2 separate regions of the Homo sapiens genome follow, and region 2 is linked to region 1. The links are chromatin loops, found by intact Hi-C in ENCODE. Cell type or tissue: PC-9. All regions are shown on one strand. Each heading gives the region's core, and the rest is flanking DNA. Links, peaks and the distances in the headings are about the cores only.

Region 1 (2,927 bases), core at 208-2,707:
TTTCTTGAACAGTCAAAGATCAAAGGCAAGATGAGAGATTAAGATTTATTTTCTTATATGAGTCATAGCCTGGATCACCAAACAGAGTTCACCAAATGTTTTGAGCAGCGATGACATGACTGAGACAAGATTATGGAGTTCTGGTGTGACGTTTAATTAAAACTCTTCATCTGATCAAGGGCACTGTCACTGTTGGTGACAATGTAAATTACCCATCACCCAGAAATTCTGCCTCTGGGAATTTATCCTAAGACACTAATAAAGAATGTGGGCTTACACTTAGCTACACGAATATTCACCAGACTGCTCTTTAAAAAAAGCAAAAATTGAGAAACAGCTTAAATTCCCAAAAGAAAGGGATTAGTTTTAAAAAAAAAAAAAAGATAGATGTAGGGCTGGGCATGGTGGCTCACACCTGTAATCCCAGAACTTTGGGATTCCAAGGCAGGTGGATCACTTGAGCTCAGGAGTTCAAGACCAGCCTGGGCAACATGGCAAAACCCTGTCTGTACCAAAAATACAAAAAATTAGCTGGGCATGGTAGTGCACGCTTGTGGTACCAGCTACTCAGGAGGCTGAGGTGGGAGGATGAGGCCAAGGTTGCAGCGAGTCAGATCACGCCACTGCACTCCAACCTGGGTGACAGAGTATAGACACCATCTCAAAAAAAATTTTTAAAAGATAGGTGTTCCATGCTGCCATAAATGTAAACACTATATATATGTACACACACACATATATTTATATATTATACTCTGACATAAGGTTAAAAGAATCTGTAGTATTCCCCAGGTTAATATTGGATGGATGGGATTATGAATATTTTAGATGTTCTTTTTGCATGATTTTCACATTATGAGCATGAACTTTTATAATCCAGAAAAATAATGAAAAATATTCACTGGTTAGGGGTGCAGTTTAGAGTCCCATTGCTCAGGCATAAAGTGAGCATAAATTTCCCTCTTTTTCTGTCTGCAGCTCATGAAGCAGTTTAGTCCAACAGACATTATCCAGCTTCTCTAGGGCATGCCCAGCACTGCAAACTGCTGGGGATGCAAAGGTGAAGATGGGGTACGTTTCCTGCCCCTGAGGGACTCAGGCCGAGTGAGCCCATATACACCTCAACAGAAATGCACTGGACATCTCAGGGAAGCCTAGAATTTGAAGCACTCCTGGGCCTCCCAGAGACTAGATATTACATTAAAGTGCGTTGTAAGGCAGCACTATACTAATGTAGGCTTCCAAATGCCTCCCATCGGAGGAACCGGCTCACGGGAGAAGCTAAGTGCTCTCAGGAGAGCTGGGGTGTGGAGTGAACAGCACGTGAGGAAATGGTTATGTGACATCTTTATGGCAGGCACATACAGGCAGGATTTTTTAAAATGCCGCAGCTATCCTTCCAGTAGGAATACTCATCCGATAGAGTAATAATACTTCCCTCCTATAGGAGAATACTACAAGACACTATATTAAAGGAAGACATTTCACTTTCCTTTGATACTAGACATCTTCTATCTTCTTGTCTGAATTTCAAGTGTGCTGATGCCGATTTTCTTCATTGCAATTGCATGCTTCCCTCTAGTGTTCGTCTATATTATTACACCCTGTTGTAATAGGTTGAAGATGGAGGGGAGGGAGGTCTGGGGGAAAGTAAATGTATAGGGCATGGGATAGAACTGTCGAAAGCATGCAAACAATAGCCACTTAAATGGTGAAACATAATCAATGGTCCAATTTTTTCTGTAACAATAAAAAATGTTCTTGTTTTGGGTCGGAATAACGACAGCTAATATTTATTTATCATGTGCCAGGCACAATGCTAAGAGCATTGCAGGTATTAAATCATTTAATCCAATAGAAGAAATAAGACGTAGTGTTTCATAGATCACTAGGGTGATTATAGTTTAGAATAACCTATTGTATATTTCAAAATAGCTAAGAGAATAATACAAATGTTTCCAGCAAAAAGGAAGGACAAGTATTTAAGGTGGTGGCTGTCCCAATTACACTGATTTGTTCTTAACAAGTTATATAAATATATTAAATTATCATATGTACCCCCAAAACACATATATCTATTATGTATCAATAAAAAATAAAATTCAAAAAAATTTCATCCAACAATCCAAAGAGGGAAGAACTATTAGCTGCTCTGCGCATGTGCAGTGCTTCAATGTCACATCAAAACAAAGCAAAATCAGGGAAGAGAGTGGTTAACGGGCTACAGAGCAACATGCCTAAGTTTTGTTGTGACTTCTGCAATACATACCTCACCCACGACTCTCCATCTGTGAGAACCTACCATTGCAGTGGAAGGAAACACAAAGAGAATGTGAAAGACTACTACCAGAAATGGATAGAAGAGCAGGCTCGGAGCCTGGCTGACAGAACAAAGACTGCATCTCAACAAGGAAGAACACCTCCTACTCTGTTCTCTGTTCCTCCTCCTGCAGGAGCGATGATCCAACCTCCCCCCAGTCTCTTCCTGTTCCTCACCAGGTATGATGCCAGCACCCCAGCTGGGGGGCCCTCCCATGATGCCAATGATGGCCCCCCCCTCCTCCTGGATGATGCCAATGGGATGTGCTCCTGGAATGAGGCTGCCCATTGGAGGTGATATCATTTGGCTCTGTGTCCCCACTCAGATCTCACCTTGAGTTGTAATAATCTTCACATGACATGGGAGGGACACGGTGGGAGGTAATTGAATCATGGGGGTGGGTTTTTCTCATGCTGTTCTCGCGATAGTGAATAAGTCTCATGAGATCTGATGGTTTTATAAAGGGGACTTCCCCTGCACACGCTCTCTTGCCTGCTGCCATGTAAGATGTCCCTTTGCTCTTCCTTTGTCTTCCGCCATGATTGTGAGTACTCCTTAGCCATGTGGAACTGTGAGTCCATTAAACCTCTTTCCTTTATAAATTATC
Region 2 (2,927 bases), core at 313-2,812, 67 kb before region 1:
CCCGCTGGGACATTAACTAGTTGTTAAGACTTTGGTCAAATGCCTTAACCTTCTGGGGACCATGTTTCCTTGTCCTTTTTTAAAAAATTTTAAAAATATTGACATGCATTTTTTAAGATGCATTAAAGAAAAAATTCATAATACTTCCACCACATAACACACACATATGCACACACACACACACACACACACACACACCCCTACTTCCTCTTATTCCACCCTCCAAGGGTGGAACGTCTAGTGAGTATCCCCTCGATACCTTTCTCCATGCTCGCATGCAAGCAGATATTCCTAAAGAGTTTGAATTTTTTGTTCTTACAAAAACTGAATCATACTATGTTTAAGACTCCACAATTTCTTTTTTTTTTTCATTCAACTTACTATGGTGATCCTCTAGAACAATTCATATAGATCTAATTCATTCCTACACACTAATTTAAATTGGAATTATGAATATACCAAATTACATTTATACCAAAATATATCCTATTGAAGTACAGTTCAGTTGTATCTCAATTTTGTTTTGTTTTGCTACTAAAAAATGTGCAAAAATCATCTCAATTACGTATTTCTATGTTCTACAGCTTTCATATCTGAAAAATATACTCCTCAAAATGAGATTTGGGGCAAAAAATATTTTTAAAAATTTTAATAAATATTACTATACTATCTCCCCAAGAGCAGTAATAATTTTCAGTCCTACCTTCAGTATATGAGAAGGCCTGTTTTCCCTCTATTAGCACTGTATGTCATTAATCTTTTTAGTTTTTGCCACTTGATAAGGAAAAAATGGTATCTTGTGTTGTTTAATTTGCAATTTTGAATGCTAGTAAGGTTGTTCATCTCATTTCTTAGTAAACTTTAGTTGCTAATTTAGGTTTTTACTCTGTACAGACACTATTCTTATGAGAAAAATGGAGGCATATTTTGGACTAAATCTCTAGCAAAATCACCGTAACTGTTATCTGGAATACCAGTTTAGCCAGAAACCAATCAGTACCTGAAAGCAGTCTGTAGCTTGGCTGTTGTATAACACCTCAACCCCATTTTAAGGAAGATCTTCAAAAAACTTCTGGAGAAGTCTAAATTGCAAACGATGATCACCACCACAGAGGCAGGAGTAATGGATGCCAAGTTCAACATAAACTTGTCTTTGACACCAAGGCATTGCCAAACCAGGAATGATGGCAAAGCTAATAGTGACTTCCTGAAGCACTTGGTTGAGAAGCATTCCGAGGCTGATCAGGGCTCAGCAGAAAAAGAGATGGAGTAGCAATGTGCGTTGGGTGCATACGAATATAAAGGAGCAATATCTCAGGTGAGAGCCCTGATATTGTCCCCAATTGGAATTGATACCTGGGCTCAAAGGTGCCCGGAGCTCTTTGATCTGGGTAGGAGGAAAGACTCATTCCCCATCCCTGCCATCACCTCCTCCTGAGACCACACAGGACCAGGGGTGTCCTCCTCTCTCTTCCCCAGACCTCCCATTCTTTGACTCTGTTTCATTTTATCCAGAATTCATCTGAATAAAAACGTTATTGAAAACGGAGAGAATACAGAAATTTTCTACACCCTAAATCCACTAGGAATGGACAGACAGGGCTGGTAAGGGAGAAATTAAATGACATTTGAAAATCTACAGACAAGAGAAATTGTAGGCAAAATGACAGACATAAAATCTCTGGCTCTCTTCAGAGAATTAGCATTCAAATCACAAAAGACAAAACAAAACAAACAAAAAGCTCTCAGTGCCAAAGCTTAGAATGCCTGCATTTCAGCTCCATCCAGGAATGGTGCACATTTTCTCTCCCAAAATGTGAGTTGGCCAGGCACTTCTCCGCCGCCTCACGCCTCCCCGTGACTGCGCTTCCTTTATCAGGACGTCGCCTGACCCCTAGTGGTGGCACCGCCTGCAGCTGCACCAGATAAGCTTGTCAAAATTCTAATTTGCTGACAGGTAGCAGCATTTCCTTAGAAAAACTAATGTTTGTACATTACCACAGTAGAAAATGGGTCTCTGACTTTAAGAAGATCTTCAGAAAGGTAAACTGCAGAGAAATTAACAGAGATGCCTAAACACCAAAGAACACAGCAATCTTTGTCATATGACAGCAATACATGACATTTTTCCTGGATCAGTAACAGCCTCGATCTCCCAGGCTCAAATGATCCTCCTGCCTCTGCCTCCTGAGTAGCTGAGACTACAGGTGTGCGCCTCCACCACAAACAGCTAATTTTTTTATTTTTTATCTTTTTTGTACAGACAGAGGTCTCCCTATGTTGCCCAGGCTGGTCTTGAACTCCTGGGCTCAAGCAATCCTCCTGACTCAGCCTCCCAAAGTGCTGGGATTACAGATATGAACCACTGCACCCAGCCAGGCCTATCTTTAAAAATGAGTAAAAATCCTCTGGTCCTGCTCAAATTTTTCTTTTTTATTATTTTTTTTTTTAAAAAAAAAAGGAGTAAAGAATTGCATCCAAGATAAGGAAGTCTCCACGTGTCTACACATTCATCCAAACCCACCTTGCTCAAGACTTCATGAAGTAGAAAAGCCTAGAAACTAGACATTCACAGTCCTATAAAATTCATGTGCCTTAAACTGATGCCATGAAAATTAGTTCTAAATGATGGCCAAAGGCAATAGGGAAAAAATGCATTTGTGAAATATTTTAGTTTATTTCATGAAGCATTAAGTAATGTATGAAAAGAAGTTGAAACTGAGACAAATGATCTTAAATGAGCCACAATCTTGGTCTATCCAGAATTTGCCTGCAAACCCCACCCTGCCCTTGTCAGAATGACTCAGACTTGGGTTGACTGAGCTTCCAAGGTGAAAGTCTCAGAAGCCACAGTTGAAGGAATCTAGGGTTGGCAAGGTTTCCCAGGTCCCCCTCCCACATGCCCCAAACTGGTCTCAGGTCCAGTT

What was found. Peaks named below come from ENCODE experiments on the same cell type or tissue, not always from the same donor. Only the 100,000 strongest peaks of a DNase experiment are listed, where the experiment ranks them.
Region 2: it touches region 1 in a loop (5-fold over the local background); 52 of 110 quality-filtered maps call a loop at or near these places.

Annotation. Positions count from the first base shown.
Region 1 is chr3:150,720,139-150,723,065 of GRCh38, reverse strand. It overlaps ERICH6-AS1 (ERICH6 antisense RNA 1), which reads right to left. Exons shown (of 3, transcript NR_121675.1): 3 at 2,920-2,927. It also overlaps the pseudogene SNRPCP3. Among named protein-coding and RNA genes, the nearest start is that of ERICH6, 18 kb to the right of the region's middle. In PC-9, for the core only: a CTCF peak has its summit at 1,581 (motif pointing left); a DNase peak (open chromatin) is centred at 1,565.
Region 2 is chr3:150,786,925-150,789,851 of GRCh38, reverse strand. No RefSeq gene overlaps it. Among named protein-coding and RNA genes, the nearest start is that of SIAH2, 25 kb to the right of the region's middle. RefSeq lists a silencer at 1,789-1,848. In PC-9, for the core only: a CTCF peak has its summit at 1,873 (motif pointing left); no DNase peak of the experiment used is centred there; H3K27ac peaks cover 341 bases.